Regions from separate parts of the Mus musculus genome. Here all the other regions are linked to region 4. A link is a loop called in an ENCODE intact Hi-C map of the cell type or tissue named here. Cell type or tissue: heart. All regions are shown on one strand. Region 1 overlaps Gm51605 (a long non-coding RNA gene). Region 2 holds the start of Irf2bp2 (interferon regulatory factor 2 binding protein 2). Region 3 holds the start of Gm45805 (a long non-coding RNA gene). Region 4 overlaps Gm31718 (a long non-coding RNA gene).

Region 1 (5,000 bases), 340 kb after region 4:
CAGTGGTTTCTCTTGAACTTCTTCCTGCATTGAAGTCAAGGATCAGTATCCTTGAAAGGCCCCTGAAAGGTTGAGGGAACTCCTCTGACCACAGCTCTCCCCACTGTGGAGACCCTACTGCACCACACTCATCTTTCTGGGATGTATGGGGGCGGGGCATGTTAGGGCAGAAGAGTCCTCTGAAAGAGTAACAAGTGTTTGTAACTGCTGTGTTGTCTCTCCAGTTCCAGGCTCTCTGAATCCTGAAGTCTCAGTCTTCCAGCTTCAGCCTTTGACTTCATATATGGTCACATTTATTTAGCTTTCATCGTAGGGAAATTCTGGAGGGCTTGGGGAAATGACTAGGCAGGCAAGAACATCTGATGACCAAGCTTGAAGACTACGGTTCAAATCTCTAGTATGCGTGTAAGAAGCTGGGCATAGTCACACTTACAGGTAACCCCAGTGATGTGCAAGATGGAGACAGGAGGATTACCCGGGCTTGTCTACTGCCAACCTAGCTCTGGATTCGCTGAGAGGTCATCCTGTAGGGGACAAGGCAGAGAGTGACAAAGCAGGACACCTGCCTTCCTCCTCTGACCTCTACATGTGCACAGGTGTACAAAGCAACTAACACATATGTGTAACAACACACACACACACACACACACAGACACCAGGTCCATCTTGACTATGAAGTTCATGAGTCTATGAAACTTTGGTGCTGAGAGATAAACCCAGACTTTGAAGTCAGACTTATGCCAACTACTAAAGCACGTGTGACATTGGGCAAGCCAAGCTGCCTCGCCTCTCTAAACATTGGTTCTTCATGTGAGAGCCCAGGTGTGGATCTGGGAGATGACTTAGCTGGTAAAGTGCTTGCCCTGCAACCATGAGGACTTGAGTTTAATGCCCAGAATCCACACTAAAGAGAAAAACAAAACAAACACATACACAAAAAAACCTAGAAGTGTTGGCTTACACTTGTAGTTCTAGTACTTGGGACTTGGACTTTGGTGATTTCAATATGCTTGCCCCAGGGAGTGGCACTATTAGGAAGTGTGGCCTTGTTGGAGGAAGTATGTCACTGTGGGGGTAGGCTTGGAGACCCTCATTCTAGATGCCTGGAAGCTAGTCTCCTGTCTGCCTTTGGATGAAGACTTAGAACTCTCAGCTCCTCCTGCAACATGCTTGCATGAATGCTGCCAATGCTTCTTGCCTTGATGATAATGGGCTAAACCTCTGAACCTGTAAGCCAGCCCCAATGAAACGCTGTCCTTACAAGAGTTGCCTTGGTCATGGTGTCTGTTCACAGCAGTAAAACCCTAACTAAGACAAGGACTCAGGTAGATAGATCCCTTGGCCTCACTGGCCAGTCAGTCTAGTCTGCTTGGTGAGGTCAGATCAAAGAGTCTCAAAAAAATAATACAGATAGTATGAAGAAAGGACACCTGGGATTGCCTTCTGGCCTTTCACACACATGTATACACATACAAGCAACACATACACACAGGCACCCATAGGCATATGTGCACACATACACTCACACAAAAGGTTCAAAGCCAACTGCCAAGCATTGCCCCGAGTATGGAGCATGAAACTGCTTATATAACATATGGGAGAGAGAGAGAGCCTGGTGCGGGGCAGGTGCCAAGGTAAATATCCGATCCAGCTGCTCTCTATCCACTCCAGTTTCTGATGGGTCAAAAGCACAGCCGGTAATAAACACAATGTTGCCTCTGTCTTCGCTTCCTTTCACTCCTGGGGTCCTGCTTCAGACAGAAGGAAGCAACAGCAAATATCAGAGAACCCTATTGAAAGTGTCACTCATCCATTGAAACGTCCTTTCTATTCAAGAATGTGATGATTAATTATTCATTGCTTTTGGAGTTGAAAGCAAGGACAGGGCTCTCTGCCTAAAAGCCAGAGCTTGACAACAGTAGATTTTCAACGGCCAGATTTTGGTCATGGACTGGTTCCTATGGGATGGACCCCAAGTCTCAGATGTGCAGGGCCGAGAGGCATGCAAACTTCAAATGGAGCGATTGCTCCGTGCCCTCCGTGCCTGCGATGGATCTCTGGGAGTTAATTCCCTGCATGGGTGGCCCGAGTCCTTTGGCCTCCAGCCCCATGGCTCATTCCGCCACTCTGGGCAAGCAGTAACCGCCCACCCCAGTGCAAGTCTTTCTTTCACGGCTCATGGCATGAACAACTCATTAATTCTCCAGGGCCGAGGTTGGGGATTACGTCAGTCTTACACCCCACTGTAAGTGGTCTAAATGCCAGGGTAGCCGTGTTTGCAGGGCTGCATTCGTGCCAGGGGTGCAGATCTATCAATACATAGTTCTGAAATATGCTTCTCTTCCATCGGGTGTGCTTCTCCTGGGCAGCAGATTTCAAAATGGAAGCTCAGTGCCTAGCCAGAACGCAGGCTCGGGAGCGCCTGGAGGACTCTTCGGGCCTCTTCAGGGTAGGTGAGATCTTGCTTGCTATGTCCCCAGGAGGAACAGGAGGCAGAGCTAAGCCAGGCGGTGTGGAGTTTCACACATGTCCCCAAAGACGAGCTTCCTGTGGTGTAGACACGGGACTGCTGCGGGAGGAGGGGGAGTGTCGGGCAAAGGAGGCACAGTGACACATTTCCTGAGGCCCTGGGCTGTGAGCCTGCACAGCGGGGACAGAGTGCCATCTGGTGGTCACTGGCTAGCATTGCAGGTACCATCCGGGCCTTTTTCTCATTAATGGAGAACTCAGAGGGAACTCATTTGGGCTTTTTAAAGATCTGTTTCAAAACACCAACGGAAGACAAGGAGGTCAGATGTGCCCGCTCCTACTCATCATTATACCTCCGGATACTCACTGCCTCACATCCTTCTTGAACCAGACAACGACTTCAATGGCTTCAAGGCCAGTTTTGTTTAGTTTTTAGAGACAGGGTCTCAAACTTGCTATGTGTTCAAGAAAGACCTTGAGGTTTTGGTTCTCCTGTTTCCACCTCCTGAGTGCTTGAATTATAGAGGCACATCATCACACCATCGTGCTGGGGATCAAACCCAGGACTTCACGGCTGATAGGTAAGCATTCCAGCAACTCAGCTGCACCCCAGCCCCAGGGCCAGCACTTGACACGAGCTTACAGCTCTGAGAAGTCTGCCTTGCCTTACACCCTCCCAGACCATGTTCTCCCTGTCACGACTCCACTAACACTTGAGCACAGGAGTCCCTGTCTCACCCCTGCCTGAAACATATGTACATTCTTCTCTAGTCTGCTGAACCCCACACTTTTCAAACTCCACCTGTGGACATGTTGACACCCTCAGAACACCAGCCTCATGGGTGTTCATGCTGATAGACCAGATCACAGACCATATCAAGAGCCTCTGATACCTGGAGGAGGCCTGACATGTGACCAAGTAGCTGTGAAGATGGCTCTGGCTTCGGTAGTCGTGTCCCACACGATGAGTGATTCAGTTAACATTTTCTTTGTTCTGGGGCTAGAAGTCTGAGGTTAAGGCCTTCTTAGAGTTGGTGTCTTTGGAGGCCTCCCAAGGGCACGGTACAACCGTTATCTCTCCGTGTCCTCAGTGGTCTTTACTCTATGACTGCCTGTACCCTAATCTACTTCTTATAAGGACATCAATCATGTTGAAATAGGACGTATCCTCCTGACTGCTTTTTATCTTAGTCATCTCTTTGAAGGCCTTGTCCCCAAATGCATCCATCTTCTGAGGAAATGATCTTCTGGGGATTAAGACTTGAGCATTGTGTTGCCTCTGCCCCTGGTTACCCAGTAGACTCGATGGGGGGATCCTATTGCTGAAGACATCACACACATAGGCTACTGGAAATAGAGAAATCAAGTTAGTAGGGACCAGGAAGCTTCAACCCTGTGGCCAGCTCTCAGTACTGAAAGGCAGTCAGGGCTAACATGTCACCAATTATCTTTTCAAGCTGAGAGCCCTGTGAATAGCAGTAATTGTTATGCTATTGTTTCCAGTTGGACTTGGGGCCAACTCCACAGGAGGAGACAGATGTCTGGTACCACAAATCTGTCCATGTGCTGTGGTCAGGGAGCCCCAAAGATCCCAGAGAGAACATACTGCTTATTATTATACTAAATAATCAAATTGCCCTTTAAGATTTATTTACTTACTTTGTATGTGTACATCGTCGCTGTCTTTAGACACACCAGAAGAGGGCATCGGATCCCATTACAGATGGTTGTGAACCACCATGCAGTTGGTGGGAATTGAACTCAGGACTTTCAGAAGGGTAGTGGGTGCTCTTAACCGCTGAGCCATCTCCCCAGCCCTCAAATTGCCCTTTAAATTTATAACTGTATACCATGGATTGGTGTAGTTCCCAGCCCCCATCAGAAAAGTGCCTTTGTGCAGTAGATGGCGGTTAACACAGAAACTCACAACCAATCAGAGGTCAGAGAGTAAATGTTGGAGGGCTCAACAAATGAAGCATCTATATAATTCTCCCTGCCCAAGGCTTGGCAACCGTCGTGGAAGAGAGATGAAAAGACTATAACACCCAGAGATCGGGAAGGGGCCAAGGGAAATGTCTTCCGGACACGACTGGACTGCGGCACCCCTGAACGCATGGCCATTGTGGTTACCTGCGCAAGATCAAGTTGTCTATATTGTAGAATGGAAGGGGCGTGGTGTGGAAGGGGAGGGGCGTGGAAGGGGAGGGACGTGGAAGGGAAGGGGAGGGGCATGAACGGGGTAGGGCTTAGGAACTACTGACAGTTGATATCTTCTAGGAGAGGAATTATCAGTTTTTGTTAAGTGTACAGCCCCTGGTTGGTTAATCATGCTCCAGTGGCTAGCCCTACACTCAGGAGTAAATGGGCAGTGCAAATTCATCTGTTGAAAAAAAAAAAAAGAGGAAAGGAAATAAACAACAAAATCAAGTGCATAAACTTGGGGGAGGGCAGAATACAGGTGGATCTGGGAGGGGTTGGGGCAGAACGATGGGGTGAATATAATCAAAATGTATCGTAAACGTGTATGAAAA
Region 2 (5,000 bases), 250 kb after region 4:
CCTCCCCATTGCTCACTTTCTTGCCAGTCAGCAAGGTGGGCAGTGCCACCCACAGAAATGCAAATGACATGTGAGGAATTATTTTCTCCTTCATGGAAGCTGAGGTCAGAGGTGAGAAGACCTTACTATGGCTTTTTTTTTTAAACATCATTTTCGTTAGACAGAGAGAGACAGACAGAGAGACAGAGAGAGAGAGACGAGAGACAGACAGAGAGAGACAGACAGACAGACAGACAGAGAGAATGCAAACTTGAGTGCAGGCACATTTTAGGAGGTAAGAGTCAAACCTCAGTTATCCACCCTTGCCTTCCATCTTGTTTGAGATGGGGTCTTTTGTCCTTTCTTGTTTAGTACCTCAGGTAGCTGGTCCTTGCGCGTCTGGGGAGTTCTATCTCTGAACACTGAAATTATGGCCACACAGTAGTTGGCTTACATGGATTCTGGTGATTCTAGTTCAACCCCTCAGGCTTGTGGAGCAAGTGCTTAGCCACTGTGCCTGTTCCCCTCGTCCTCAGGATGACTGTCACTTAAGGCTGCCCCGTACGGAGGGGGAGCCATTAATCCATGGAGTTCACAAATTTAGGATGCCATGGTATAAAGCATCCATAATTCCGCTGGGGTCCTGAAGGCAGAACTCCACATGGGTGATCTTGTAGCACCCTATCCTATAGTCTGTGGGCACAGGGCTTCCTGCATGCCTGGGGCTCACCTCCGCTGCAGTGAGGCCTGGGGAGGAGAGTCACAGATCTGATGTTCATGTCCAATGTTGTGGTTATAGACTGAGATCTGTTTTGGCCCACAGACTTAAGCATTAGAATCCCTTCCCATCCCCCTACACAGATTTGTATTTAAAAGGAGAGATCTTTGGAATTAAAGTCAGGAAAACTGTTGCTCGTCTAGTCTCCACAGACCCCCTCCCTGTAGAGTATTTCCTTCAGTTCTTAAGACAAATCACAAGTTTCCCGTGTCCTGAATAAGCGCCAGCCTCAACCCACAGCATCTGCCTGCCTGTCCACTAAGGAATGCACACACAGATGCTGCAGCCAATCCTGTAACCTTGACTCTTGGACAGCCAAGCTCATCCTCACTCTCTTCTGGGAGGACCCGGAGCCTTAAGCAAGAGGGCAGTCTACGTGACTAAAACATACCAACTTCCTCTTTCATAAGTCGTCACATGGTGAGCTACAATTACAATTCCTGCCTTGTCTGTGCGAATTGCAGACGCATTGCCTCACCCTAGAAACCCCGCTCCTGTGTGTGGAGGAGGCAGGCTGTAACTCCAGCAGCAGCCGCTTTGGACAGGATCCAGCTCCAGTCTGCAGCGGGAGGGAGGGTAGTGGGTGGAAGACAGAAACAAAGCTATGTTTACTTAGCATACATCGATTAAAAAAAAAAAAAAAAAAAAAAAAAACCGGCTCCGGAGTTACATGAAAGGCCAGGCATCATGAAAGGCTGTTGATACAGTATAAGGGTTTGCTGCCCTGGATCCAGGACCTACCTTAACCCCCTGGAGCCGGGTTGCTTTTTATGAAGGACAGCCCAGATCTAAAATAGCCTTTCCATTTTCCAGCAGGCAGGCATCTGGAGGGGGTGGAGGGAGGCTCCCCCCCCCCGCCCCCCCTGCGCACAGCTCTAACAGCTCAGTTTCAACATGAAGCCAGTGTGAAATACAAAGGAAATGCCGGTCTTTTGGAGAAGCTCCACTTCGCATTTCTCAAGGCAGACATTGTATGTACCTCGGCAATTCTATTTTGGGTTGTAGTGGCGGCTTTCCCTGGAGAGGGCATTGTGGGCTGCTGGCAGGTGGACCGAGTACAATCAGGCCAGGCTTTCAAGGGAGGTTCTGCTTTGTTTTAATGTTTCTGTGTCTGCCTAGTGGGCCATCTCTCAGGGCACTGAGATGACTCTGCAGTCAGGGCAGCTTCATCTCCTCCACTCAGGTTCTGCACGGTCAAAATCACGTGCTCAGATGAGTGACACAGGGTCTTGGAAGAGAGTGACCAGACTGACAGGTCCTGGAGCAGGTGCCCAAACCAGCTGGCACCAGCTGCTTCTGGGAATGGATCCGGGTAGGCCCCATTCCAGGCTTGGAGAGGGTGAGGCAGGCTTGTGACTGGAAGGGGAGCTGGGGAGGCCCTTGACACAGATGTACCTTCTCTGGAAAGCCCCGAGAGAGACGTTCAAGGTTAGCCTGTGGACGCCCTTGGCATCTGGCGCTAAGCTTTCTGTGCCACCTCCAACAGGTTTATTCTTGTGCTCTAAACAGCTCTCTGGGCTGCTTCTCTGTGGGGCGTGTTTCCTCTTGTGGCTATTCTTTGAAGCAACCTGGCATTTTTCAATAGCAGCCACCGGAGAAAAAAAGGTCAGCAGATTTTTCCCCCCTCCCTTTCCACCTTCCAATCCAGTTGTAGGAAAGCTAATGTACTTAGTACCCTGCTCTTCCCACACTTAACCAGCCCATTCCAATCTTGGGGAGAGAGGTGGACCTGCGTTGTTCACCACAAAAGCAAAAGCGGCTCTTACTCAGAGTAGTAGGTCTCAAATCAGAGCCTGACTGACCGACCACTGACAGCACACACCAGTCCCTGCTCCCTACCAAAGTGTACAATTCGGTGTTCCGTCCACTCTGGGCAGCCCTCACTGCCCAGCGTGGAAGGGAACAACGAAGCGATGCTGCCAGGCGCGTCTGTGCCCACTGGGCTAAGCCGGATGGTACAACAGACAGCCAAGTCCACCCGCCAGCGCACGCCCTAGGCGCAAAGGGGACAGCGCGCGCCCAGAGTTGGCCACTCGAAGTTCGGCCCCGCGGAGGCGGTGGGGCAGGGCCTACTAGCCAGAGACCGGGGGCGGGTCCTGAGCCGTGACGCGGTGCGCTGCAGAGCCCAGATCCCTGGAATGTGCACTAGCTCGGCGCGGCCCCAGGGCCCGCGGCGCTGGGCACGTCTTATGTGGAGTTTGCGCAGTGGCAGCGTCCCTTGCCCACGTCACGCGCTCGCTGCACAGACCTACATAAGACGCTGGGCGGCGGCGCCTGAGGAGCCTCGGGCCTGTGCGTCCTCCTTTCAGTGCACGCGCAAAAGAGGCCGGGCCTGCCTGAGCACTAAGTTTTTGTAAAACTTAAAGGGGCAGCGGCAGTGTGTAGTTGCTTCCTCGACCAAAACAGGGCAGAGTGTTGATAGCGTGCGCGCGCCCAGCTGAAGCCAAGTGAGACGCTAACAAGGAAAAGTCCAAAGTGCGCCTCGCTATGCTCCAAATTCCATGCTCAGGAGGCTGCCAGTAACCAAGTGATAAAGTGGCATTGCATGTAAAATAAAACAGTTTGCACGATTTAATCGAAAGAACAGGGCCATGGGTTGGAGCATCCTGGCTGGGTAGGCGGGGTGACACGGGACTCTTGGGGACGCGAGCTGCACACCTGCGGCGCTAGGGCCGCGTGAACTGGTCTGCGCCTCAGTCCCGGCGCGCACGCGATCGAGAAACGGAAGAATCCAGGGTGGCGCGCGAGAGAGCGCAGAGGGAGGGAGGGAGGGAAGGAGGGCGGGCGCACGGGGCCGCGCGCGCCAGGGAGGGAGGGGGCCGCGCAGGCGCCGTGCAGAGCTGTCGAAGAATCAAGTCTGTAGAAGTGGAGCGGCCGCGGCGGTAGCAGCAGCAACAGCGGCGGCGCAGGAGCTGAGGCGCAGTGGGTGCTGTGCAGCGGCCGCGCCGGGGCCCGGGACCGAGCTGCACGCCGCCGCGCGCGGCATGCCCCGCCGCTCGGGCTGAGCTGCCCCGGCGGCTGCCCCGCGTCCCCCGTACCTCGCGCGGCTCTGCGCCCCGGGCGCCAGCGCGACCTGCTGCGCTCGCGGCCCGTCTTTGCCCCGGTCTGGAGGCCCCAGCCCGCGGCCCCGGCCGAGCCGCCGCCCCCGCGCGCGCCGCGCCGCCCCGCCGCCCGTGGGGACCTGCAGGCGCGCCCCGCCGCGCGCCCGCCGCCCCTCGTGCCCCGGGGGCGCCGCGCGGGCGCCGCGCCGGCCCGGGCTCTGCCGCCGCCGCCTCCTCGCCTGCGGCCGCCGCCGCCGCTAGTCGCGCAGACGCGGGCTTGGGCCGGCCGGCGCGCGCGCGCGGGATCCACGGGGGGCGGCGGCGTCCCCTCACCCGGCTCCTCCTGCGGCGCGGCGGGCTGTGCGGACATGGCCGCGGCGGTGGCGGTGGCGGCCGCCTCTCGGCGCCAGTCGTGCTATCTGTGTGACCTGCCCCGCATGCCCTGGGCCATGATCTGGGACTTCACGGAGCCCGTGTGCCGCGGCTGCGTCAACTACGAGGGAGCCGACCGCGTGGAGTTCGTCATCGAGACGGCCCGCCAGCTGAAGCGTGCTCACGGCTGCTTCCCGGAGGGCCGCTCCCCGACCGGTGCACAGCCCGCAGCCGCCAAGCCACCGCCACTGTCGGCCAAGGACCTACTGCTGCAGCCGCCGCCGCAGCTGGGCCACGCGGGCGCCGAGGCCGCGCGCGCTCAGGCTATGGAGCGCTACCCGCTGGCGCCGGATCGTGCCCCGCGCCTGGCCTCCGACTTCAGCACGCGTGCGGGTGCAGGCCTCCCACAGTCGGCCGCGCAGCAGTCCGCGCCGGCGAACGGCATCCTGGTGCCCAACGGGTTCTCCAAACTGGAGGAGCCGCCGGAGCTGAATCGCCAGAGCCCGAACCCTCGGCGTGCACACGCCGTTCCGCCCACTCTGGTGCCTCTGGTCAACGGTTCTGCCGCGCTGGGGTTGAGCGGCCGTGCTGCGGCCACACTGGCCGCGGTGAGCGGAACACCGGGCCTGGGAGCTCAGCCCGCCGAGTTGGGCACCCACAAACGCCCGGCGTCTGTGTCGAGCGCGGCGGCGGAGCACGAGGCGCGCGAGCCGAGCAAGGAGAAGGCGCAGCCCGCGCACCGGAGTCCGGCCGACAGCTTATCCAGCGCGGCCGGGGCCAGCGAGCTGAGCGCCGAGGGTGCAGGCAAAGGCCGCGCGCCCGGGGAGCAG
Region 3 (5,000 bases), 82 kb after region 4:
AAATGGAAGGGAGAGGTCTCTGTTTCAGCTTTGACACTACAGGGCTATTCTGCGGCTCAGAACGGTTTGTCCTATAAATGGTACTCACACCCTAACCAACTAACTTACTGCTGTGTCTACACTCTTTTTTTGCCTGCTGGATTAAGACAATGATTGGGTCGATGAACTACCCTTTCAATATACGTTTGGGTAATAGAAAAGATGTTAGTGGATGGGATCCTTTATCATTTAAGGTTAGGTTAGTCTTTAGAAAAAAATAATAAATCAGATAGCTTCAGACTAATACTGTTTGTTTTTAAGACATCTTCTCAGTGTTGGCAGATTCTTTTGATTATAGTGCATTTGGAACTTGCCATTGGCTGGCCACGGAGTCATGGAGATCCTCCTGCCTCTTTCTTCCACTTCCAGGATAGCAGACACGTGTTCCCTGCACCTGACTGCAGGAGATCAGGACTCAAGTTCTCAAGCTTGCCCCCTGAGCATTTACATTCTGAGCTGTCTCTCCAGACCCCACCACTGAGCGGCTTTCCCTTGCAATACCTGATACCAGATTCTGGTCCTGTCAGAAGTTCCACAGGGGTGATTTTCTAGCTGCCTGCTGGATGCTAACATTTAGATACCACGGTGACACCAAAACTACTGTGTGTGCATGTTTGTGTGTGTGTGTACGTGCACGCGCGCGTGCGTGACATGCCTGAGAAAGATGTTTTTCTTCCTGGTGACTCTGCCTATTTCCCTGCCTTCTCTTTAATGCTCAGGTCTTTTGAGCACTTTGCATGACATCTGGTTTAACAGATGTGAGCTCTGGGTGACTGTCACTTCTTCCAGAGATTGTCCCTAATGGTGTTTGGTCTTTTCTCCCTTTGCTGTGCACAAATGATCTGAGCAATCTCAGCTAGAAAAGCCCATCAGGTATATTTACATAAACTTGCCTTTAATTTTTCTGCACCGTTGCTTTGTTTACCGCACAGAGGCTGCGTTCTCACTTGCTCCTGAATCTTACCAGCTTCTCAGGCCCTAGATGTAGGACCGTCTACATCATTTGGAAGACCCAGTGAAAGGACAGCCGTGAAACGTCTTGCTCAAAAATTAAAGCCTCAGTTTGCTGACCTCAGAGTCTTGGATTAGGAGTAGCCCTGAATAACTAGCTAGATCACAGCCCATGGGCCCAGCTCTTCCTGTCTCTGTAACTGAGTAGCCTCAGGCAAGCTCTGTGGCTTAGCCTCTATTTGTTTCTTCACTATTTTTAGTTTGGGAAGGGAATGAGGTCACTCTGCAAGCCTGGATGTTCCACTGACTTCTGACTTCTATTGTTGCGATTGAAAAGTCTGTCGTGGAGTGAACTGCCGACCCTTCCCTTCTCCTTCTTCTCTGCTTGCCTGTTTTTATTTTTGTCTTTGGCAGCTTTTTCTTACAGCGTGTCCAGGTTTTCATGTTTTTCTTTGACGTTTCTCTTTCTTCCGTCCCCCCCTCCCCCACTCCCTGTTTTAGAAAAACTCTCCGGCAGTGTCTTTGGAAATAGTGACCCCTCCCCATCCTTTCACGTGCTCCTGTGTTAAGCATACTAAGGTCCCTTCGATCTCAGTGATCTCATTATGCTTCATTCCGGGTCATCATCCAAGATGTCCTGTACCCCCTTATGTGGAGTGAAGGCCCTTCACCTGCATGTATGAAGCTTTTGTTGGTTCATGTTTCACTTCTAGGAGCTATACATAGTCCCTTTAAAAACATTTCAGGTCTTTTGAAATGAGTTTAATTCCTTTCTCATAACTTGTGCATGTGTGTGTGTGTGTGTGTGTGTGTGTGTGGTGTAGGTATAAGATTATGGGGGGTGGGGAGCAGGGCTGTACACACGTGTATGGACTTATAGAGGACAGGGGTCCATGTCAGGTATACTCCTTGATTGCTTTCCACCTGACTTTTTGAGATAGGGCATCTTACTCACTCTGGAGTCCTTAATTTCAGATTAGACAATGAGTTCCAAGGTTGGACCCCTCCCTGATCCCAGCACCGGTGTTACCGTCTACACAAGAGACCCCACCTCACTTTTGTGTGGCTTTGGGATCCAAACTCGAGTTCTCATGCTGTCTGGCCAACCCTTTACTGACTGGGTCCCCTTTGCTCATAATTTTACCCTCCTTACATTCTAATTATTTTTCCCACAATTCCCAACTTCTTTCTGATATCTGGATGCCTTTTATGGATTTTTTTTTTTTGTCTCCGACACTATATTTGGTGACTTGGGGGTGGGGTAGTGTTGAGGGTTGAACCCAGGGCTGTGCACAAGCTGGGAGCTGCTCATCACGTTTTGTAGGCTTGGGCACTATTTCAGAATTGGGTAATATTTCAAAAATGGCTCACCATGCCTTTAGGGCCACATTTATTATTTGGATGCGCTACAACTAGGTGTTTTATAGCCAGAAGTTTCTATTCTCCCCCACCATGACACTTCCACAAACGATCGTTCCTGTCGTCCTGAATGTCTGATCCCACTGGGACTGGGTGTTTTGAGATATCCCTAGCTCCTGAGACGTTTTAGGAAGTCAGCCAGGAGCCCTGTCTGAGCTCATGGCAGGCCTGTAGGGCTGATCAGGAAATGTCACCTCTTTCTGTGTGCAGCTTTTATGTAGATGAAACTTGGGTTTTATTCTGCAAAGAAAACAGCCAATGTACCTTTGCTAAAAATGGCTGGAGCACAGTGGCTAGACAAATTTAGCACAGAATGTGAGATGTTATAAAAGCAAACACTTAGAGGTTTGTGGACACAGAGAGTGTTGCTCAGCAATGACAAGAAAACAGAAGGAGAGGACATTTCACTTCCCTGTCCTGGCCCTCGCTCTGCCTCCAACCACGCCGCAGGCCTCTCTTCTGCACTTGAGTTTCCTGCCCCTTAAATATCGCTTTACCAGGAAAGGAGAACACCTTCACCCAAAGGACCAGCGGAGATGTGAGGACATCTGACTGCAGGCCACACAGCTGAGTTGGCAGGGAAGGCAGCTGGTGGCCACTTCCTGCCTCACCCTGCAGGAAGGAGGTACCCAGGAAAAGGACGTTAGAGCTGTAACCACTATAGATGGTTCCTGTTCCTCTCCAGGGACAGCAGCCTCCTCATGTGGACTACTTCTGTAGGCCAGATGGGGGATATCTAAGCACACAGACAGGATTGAAAGCGGTCCATCTGCAGTGGGTTTTTCTCATCCCTTACTCTTGGGAAAGTGAAGTGAAAGTGTGTGTGTGTGTGTGTGTGTGTGTGTGTGTGTGTGTGAATGTGTATGTGTGTGAGTGTGTGAGAGAGCATGTATGTTTGTGTGTGAGTGTATGTATGTGTATGTGTGTGAGAGAGGGTATGTGTATGTATGTTTGTTGTGAGTGTATGTGTGTGAGTGTATGTGTGTGTGTGAGTGTATGTGTGTGTATGTTTGTGTGTGGGTGCATATGTATTTATGTGTATGTGACTATGTATATGTGTGTGAGTGTGTGTGAGTGTATGTGCATTTGTGTATGAGTGTATATGTGTATGTATGTGTTTCTGTGTGAGTGTATGTGTGTGTGTGAGTGTATGTGTGTGTATGTGTTTGTGTGTGGGTGCATATGTATTTATGTGTATGTGACTATATATATGTGTGTGAGTGTGTGTGAGTGTATGTGCATCTGTGTATGAGTGTATATGTGTATGTATGTGTTTCTGTGTGAGTGTATGTGTGTGTGAATGTGTGTGTGTGTATACACTTACCAATGAGTGTGTGTGTAGAGGTCAGAGGTTCAGACTGAGTATCTGAGCATTTTCTTCTATCACTTTCCACATTATCTTACCGTCATCATCATCGTCATCATCGTCGTCGTCATCGTCGTCATCATCATCGTCATCATCATCATCAAAGACAGCATCTCCCACTGAACTGGGGCTTACCAATTGGCTAGACTGGCTGGCCAATATGCCCTGAGCATCTAGTTCTGCTTCCCCAGAACTGGTGAGGAATAGGGTATTTTTACAGCCCTGATCCTTGCATGCTTTGGACACATTCACCACTTGACTTGGCCCAGGAAAACCTGGTTGACTCTTAGTTTTCAGTTTGGCAATAGTGCAACCTTTTTGGAGTCTGTCTTAGAAGGTTCTACCATGGTTCTGTGATATTAAGCAATTGTGATCATGATAGTAGATGCTGTTCCTTGAGGACCCTCCCCTGCTTCTGTGGTATAGGGCAATAAGATGGAATGAGGGGGTCTCACAGATGGGATTAACTATGGGGACTGTGGAAAGCATGGACTACTTATATTGATACCCACAGGGCCCTGTCTTCCTGAAGTCCTGCGTTTCAAGAAGCCCAAGCTCAAGGAATCTCCTCCAGACATGTGACAGACCTCAGCTGGCAAAAATCCTTCTTCAGGGCTACCCAGCTTCTCACCCACAAAGGTCAACGCATCTGTAGCTTTCAAGTCTCCTGCTGGATGTGACATCTGCCCCGGGTTGGGAGCTAAAATGCCTTGGCTGATTTTTTTCTGGGATAAAGTCAGAAGGAGGGCTCCGACAGTCTTTCTGAGCTTTAAGGTGTAGACTACAGCCTGTGTGGTTTAGCAAACCAGCATTTTACGCTTGGATGTGAGCTCGGGAGCTCTGTGACTTGGGTTCATTCCCGTCTCCTCAGAGTGTAAGCTGCATGAGTACTGTGTGTTCCTTGTTTTATCCCCAGGACCAGGAAGAGAGTCCAGGGCCAAGGGCAAGCATCTGTAAACAGTTGACAGAGGAATTAGCATGCCAATAGCTTTGAACAAATGAATGGAACTAAGTCAGTTTGGGAACTGAACTCAGCCGCTAATGAAGCTACTCATTGCACTTAACCAAGACCCCACTTCCCTGAGACCCCCACTTCCATCTTCTTTTTCCCTGAGCAAATTTAACTTATTGTTTTGTCTCAAAATACCATTACTGAAAACCTTTCCTCTGCAGTCCTTAGTGTGCCTCACGTTGTCTTAAGAATGCATGTAGCACGAGATTGCAA
Region 4 (5,000 bases):
GTCCATCCCCTTATTCGGGAAATAGCATACCCATGAAGCTCATGGTGGAATTCCTGCTAAGAGTCAATGTTCTTATTGGGACAGGTAGGTTGGTAGAGTCAGTCTGTTGAGCGGCATAGGATGGGGGAAGGATCAGGCTCCTTCTTTCCTTGTGATCTGAGGAAAATGCTGTCCATGCAGGATCTCCGCTTGGGTCCCTCACTGGGCCCTCATCTCAATCACTACCTTTCTCAGGAAAATGTCTAACATGAGACTTGAGTTGAGAGCATGTGCCATGGCAGGAACATGCTGCCTTGTGCACATCTGTGGATCAAGACATTAACATGTTATGCTAATAAGATATGAAAAAAATTCATCCTTGGTAGAGTACCAGTGACAGACCAGAGTAACAATTCCCCTGAAGTCCAACTCGATGAAGCAATCAATGAGCAAGGGTGATGGAAGTGTTACTTCTAGGCTCCTGGATGACTCAAAGGAAGCTGTAGCACTAGAAGTCCCATTCCAGTATGTGCAATGATTCCCAGAAGCTCTATCTCTGGAGCTTCCCATACCACTTGAAGGCAGCTTGACTGGTGGGAAAGTCTCTTCTCCCCAGTAAATGTTTCTGCTCATATAGCCTTTGGGAGAAGCATTGTGTATCTTGTAAGTCTTAGGAACTTCATGAGATTTGTGAGTTGTTGTTGTTGTCTTTTTCTTGTTTTTTTTTTTTTTTTTTTTTTTCTGGAGCCTTGAAAGCTTCATTTTACTTTCGGAATCTTAACTCTCCTCTGAGATAGAGTGGCTTGGTTTAGAGAAAACTGCCATACAATAGATGCATTTGAAAGGACATAAAGGAGCCCCACTGTGTGAAGCACCTCTGCAGTGACCCCAAAACAGTTAGGTAGGTCTCCTGTGAGGAAGAAGTCCCCGTGAGGATACAGTGAAGAAGTGAGAGCCTTTAGCAGGCTGTTCCCAGCCAAGATGCCTACTCCCTTGCTGTCAGTCCAGCCCTTAGTGTGTGCCCCCGGGACTCAGAGCTCTCAAGCAGTACTGGAAGGTTACATGCAGGTGGCCACCATTTCTTTCCATCCTAACTTCCTTCTGTGCCTTCATTTTCCAGGTGAGGAAGAGAGAAGAAGAGTGAGGAAGCTGGCTTTAACTCCCTGTGTCAGAGTTCAGCCTCCTACAGGCCTCTTGGAACGTTTGCATTGTAGGTAAGCAGAAGGGTAGTCACCCCCTCTCAACAATAGCCAATGGGTGTCATGACAGGAGAGGCAGGACTCCGGTACACAGGACCACATAAAGGCCCACTGTTCCCATGGAAGGCACACGGATTTGCCTTTGGTTAGACACACCCACTTCCATCCACCCCCGGGTATGGGGTTAGAATGTTCTTCATTGTTAACTCACACACTGTTATTTCCCAAACCTGCCCAGCCCCTCCCAAAAGCTTTGAGTCCTGTTTACCATCTTTGTTTTCTAAAACAATTCATTCTCTTTGTTCAGCTGCCCATCCATCCATCTACGCATGTTAAATATATCTTTGCGGTGAGTTGGACTCCGTCTCTTACTGAATGGCTTTATCTGCTCATGGCAATTTCATACAGTCTCTGGTTCCCCAGACTGAGGGTGCATGCACACACATTTCATTATCTTCCCCCTCTAATTTTGGAATAGATTCCAAAATTTCTCTTCTTTCTGTGTATGTGTTTTCCCCCATGACCTCATGCCTGTAAGACTGTTTGGGACACTGGCTTACAAAATGCTCCCTGTTCTGAAGCCTCCTGATACCCTTGCTTTCTAGAGCAGAGGATGGTGGGGCCAGCAGGATATTCACGCTTGCTCTCTGCTTTTACACCCAACCCCATCTGGGGCCTCATTGGTGCCTATTAGGACAAAGCCTTGGGGTCAAGGTCTTATCCCATAAAAACTATTTATTTATTTTTAATTCATTGAAGTATTTTTTTAGTATATAAAATAATGGATTTCACATGATGACATTTTCATCCATATACTTTGTATTTGTTTCCTTATTATCCTCCCCCATCCTTCCTCCACTACTCACTCATTGTCCCCCTCTCCCTTTCCTCTAAGACTTGCCGCTTTTATGCCATTTATATATGTGAATATAGCTAAATCTAGTTCCATACATGAGAGAAGACATATGACATTTTATCTTTCTTCCCTCATTCCCCTCCCTCACCCCTCTCCCACTCCCTTCCCTTTCCTGACTTCCCTCCCCATCTCCTCTCCCCCACCTCCTCTCCCCCCACCTCCTTTAAGTTCTCCTTTCCCATATAGACCCAGTTCTACCTTCATATTATATATGATTCTTTCTTCAAAGAGTCACATCATATTCATATATATAATGCATATACAAACCAAATGCATATACAAACCAGCTGCAAAAAAAGCTGCCTGAGGGAAACAAAAAACAAAAACCCCAGAAAACTAGAGTCCTTTTACTCCAGAAACAAGTAGACTTTTTGAGACTAGCCACCCAGAAAGCAACCCCCTCTAATACCCACAGCATGCTCTGTGGAAGCAGTCATGCATGTGTGTCCATGTGAGTGCATGTGTAATCGTGCATGTGCATATGTGCATGAACCTGTGTATGCACACATGCATTATGTATGTGTGTGGGTATATGCAGGTGCAATTTAAATAAAAACAGCAGCATTTCTGGTCTGGATCTAGAGTGCTTGGCCAGCCTTGCAATGCTATTTTCACTAGCTCCGTTCTGACAAGGGGGCAGCTGCTACTGTTTGATGTGTGGAGAACACATCTCCTGGGAAGAGACAGGGGGAGCCAGGACACCAGGCTGAGTGGCCTCAGAGCAGGGCGCATGCTCGTCAAGATTCTATTTCAGGATTGTCTGAGACCAGTGTGTGTTCTTGCCACAGAGGAATGCTCCCTTGGAGGGGATGGCTAACCTGGCCAGGCAAGGCAGGAATGCACAGCCTGTGGTGGTGACGCCTCCTCCCAGCAATGTGTCCTGCTTCCTGCTTTGAGTCACATGAACATTTTTATTTTTTGTCTGCCTCCCACTACAGCCTGCATTCTGCCCTGCAGTGTTGTCAGGGTGGGGTGGGGGGTGGGGGTGGGGGGATCTTCTGCGTCTGGAAGCTGTGTTGTAAAACTCAGAGCTGTTTTCAGCATGACTCTGTGACGTGTAAAGATGTTGGGAGGAGGGAGGGACACAGGAAGGGAAAGGAGAGAGGAAGGAGGGCAAAAGGAGAAAGGGAGAGAAGCATCTCACTGACGTCAAAGGAGACCGCATTCTACAGGGTAACATTACTGGTACCTCCACCATCCACCCCTTCTAATTTACTAGAAACTGAACAGCCTGTTCGGAGACCCAGAGCGCTGCTTGCTGCTCTCCCCTCCTCCAACGCCTCCCTGCCTCATGTTCTCCTTTGACCAAAAGAGCCATTAATTGTTGGGAGTTTGAAAGCTACCTGATTCCTTGGTACAGAGGGGATTTCCACGAGTCATAATTCAGTCCCTGCTTGTGAGGACACTGTAGCTGAAGTAAATTGATCCAGCTGATGACAAAGGGCCCCTGGGGACAGAGAGGTCAGCTCTGCAGCTGGGGCAGCTGCTGGGGTTGTCACATGACTGGCTGTGCTTGCTCAGGCTTGCCCCCAGTGCCCTCATGATCTTCCTGCACACACACACACACACACTCACACACCCCATCCCCCAGTCCCTGCATCCCTTGCAATCTCTTCTTTGCCTCTCTAGAAGGCCAGGATTTGCAGCCTGTCTGGCTTCCTGAGGTGAAGGTGATTTTCCAGGAAGTTGCCAGCCTCCTTCTCCACTTGAAATGTGGGATTACTACTGGCAAGATGGCTCAGTCGGTAATGTACTGGCCACACAAGCACGAAGACCTGAGTTCAATCCTCCAGAACTCACATAAAAAACTGTTTGGTGACATGTGCTTGCAAGCCCAGTGCTAGGAAAGTAGAAACAGCTCTCTGGGTCTTGCTGGCCAGTCAACCTAGTAGCTTAATAGGTGAGCGCAGAGCCAGTGAGAGACCCTGTCTCAGAACACAGGATGGATGGCTCCCAAAGAATGATAGCCAAGGTTGATCTTTGACCTCCCCATGCACTGACACACATATGTCAGTGTGACATACACAGGTACATGTACAAATTCAAAACAGAGTGGCTCCCTCCTGGTAGTCCTCTTTGCTGCCCTGACAGGTTCTATGGTGTTTTGCTGAAACCTCTCTCCATTCTGCTATCTGGACATGCAGGACCTGTTCACGAATACGGTCTGGCAACACTAACTTGTAACCTGGAGTTCCAGAAACAGCCGATTCCACTACCCAGATGGTAGAGTTCAAGCCGCTGGCTAGCCAAGGCTGCACAAGTTAATTTTTATCCCAGTAAAAAATAATAAACACCGCATTAGCAACTACATGTTTATCAATTTGCAGTTCATTTCCAGCCAGACCATCTCCCTCCTGTGTGTTTTTACTGCTGGCTGATGATCCGGAGTACGTTTTGTGAAACCATATGTGGCTATTTAAGCCCTGGCCTCCGTTGCATTTATGCGATGTTTTCCACCTTAATTGTATGACGCTATTTGGCTCCTAGTGCTATGGCGTTCGACTAGCGCATCCAAAATGCTAAAGAAACTGCAGTAAAGCCACAGGACTTGCTAGGGGGTCACCTGGCAGCTCAGAGACCTGTGCTGCTGCAGTAAGGATTTTATATTTCCGCTTTTATAAGAAGTCCCAGCAAGCACGTGTTAAATCATCCTCTCTGGGTAGGAATGTGTCTGTTGTGTTTCTTCTCGTTTTATGGTAGGCTGATATCAGAGGAGGTGCTGAGGACAGTTCTCAGGTGGAGTTAGGGATTCTGACCCGGAAGATGCTCCTTCAGAAAGCACTAGTGCATGACTGGGTTCAAGGGTGATCACTGGCCCCACAGCTCAGCCTGGTTTTCTTTTTTTTTCTTTCCAGTGCTTCAGCTGGTTTTATTCTTGGCAGGATTACAGCCCCCATTGACAGTGT

What was found. Hi-C counts contacts between places; a loop is a spot of excess contacts. Peaks named below come from ENCODE experiments on the same cell type or tissue, not always from the same donor. Only the 100,000 strongest peaks of a DNase experiment are listed, where the experiment ranks them.
Region 1: it touches region 4 in a loop (3.0-fold over the local background); 13 of 42 quality-filtered maps call a loop at or near these places.
Region 2: a loop joins it to region 4, with 9 times the contacts of the local background. A loop is called at or near these places in 27 of 42 quality-filtered maps.
Region 3: a loop joins it to region 4, with 2.1 times the contacts of the local background. A loop is called at or near these places in 8 of 42 quality-filtered maps.

Annotation. Positions count from the first base shown.
Region 1 is chr8:126,495,338-126,500,337 of GRCm38, reverse strand. It overlaps Gm51605 (a long non-coding RNA gene), which reads left to right. Exons shown (of 2, transcript XR_003947621.1): 1 at 1-3,050; 2 at 4,472-5,000. Among named protein-coding and RNA genes, the nearest start is that of Gm51605, 2.9 kb to the left of the region's middle. In heart, no CTCF peak of the experiment used is centred here; DNase peaks (open chromatin) are centred at 1,627, 2,217, 2,577 and 3,207; H3K4me3 peaks cover 847 bases; H3K27ac peaks cover 1,840 bases.
Region 2 is chr8:126,592,603-126,597,602 of GRCm38, reverse strand. Irf2bp2 (interferon regulatory factor 2 binding protein 2) reads left to right here and starts at 3,617. Exons shown (of 2, transcript NM_001164598.2): 1 at 3,617-5,000. The coding sequence starts at 4,167. It overlaps Gm31546 (a long non-coding RNA gene), which reads left to right and starts at 1,435. Exons shown (of 2, transcript XR_388210.1): 1 at 1,435-1,728; 2 at 1,941-3,338. In heart, a CTCF peak has its summit at 3,026; DNase peaks (open chromatin) are centred at 1,282, 2,072, 2,932, 3,542 and 3 weaker places; H3K4me3 peaks cover 4,475 bases; H3K27ac peaks cover 5,000 bases.
Region 3 is chr8:126,756,135-126,761,134 of GRCm38, reverse strand. It overlaps Gm45805 (a long non-coding RNA gene), which reads left to right and starts at 2,782. Exons shown (of 3, transcript XR_003947622.1): 1 at 2,782-3,034; 2 at 3,882-3,971; 3 at 4,290-5,000. In heart, a CTCF peak has its summit at 3,094; DNase peaks (open chromatin) are centred at 1,284, 1,984, 2,954 and 4,584; H3K27ac peaks cover 1,100 bases.
Region 4 is chr8:126,837,739-126,842,738 of GRCm38, reverse strand. Gm31718 (a long non-coding RNA gene) reads left to right here. Exons shown (of 8, transcript XR_879375.3): 3 at 1,100-1,193; 4 at 1,486-1,527. Among named protein-coding and RNA genes, the nearest start is that of A630001O12Rik, 8.8 kb to the left of the region's middle. In heart, a CTCF peak has its summit at 2,779; DNase peaks (open chromatin) are centred at 2,878 and 3,588; H3K4me3 peaks cover 1,205 bases; H3K27ac peaks cover 3,529 bases.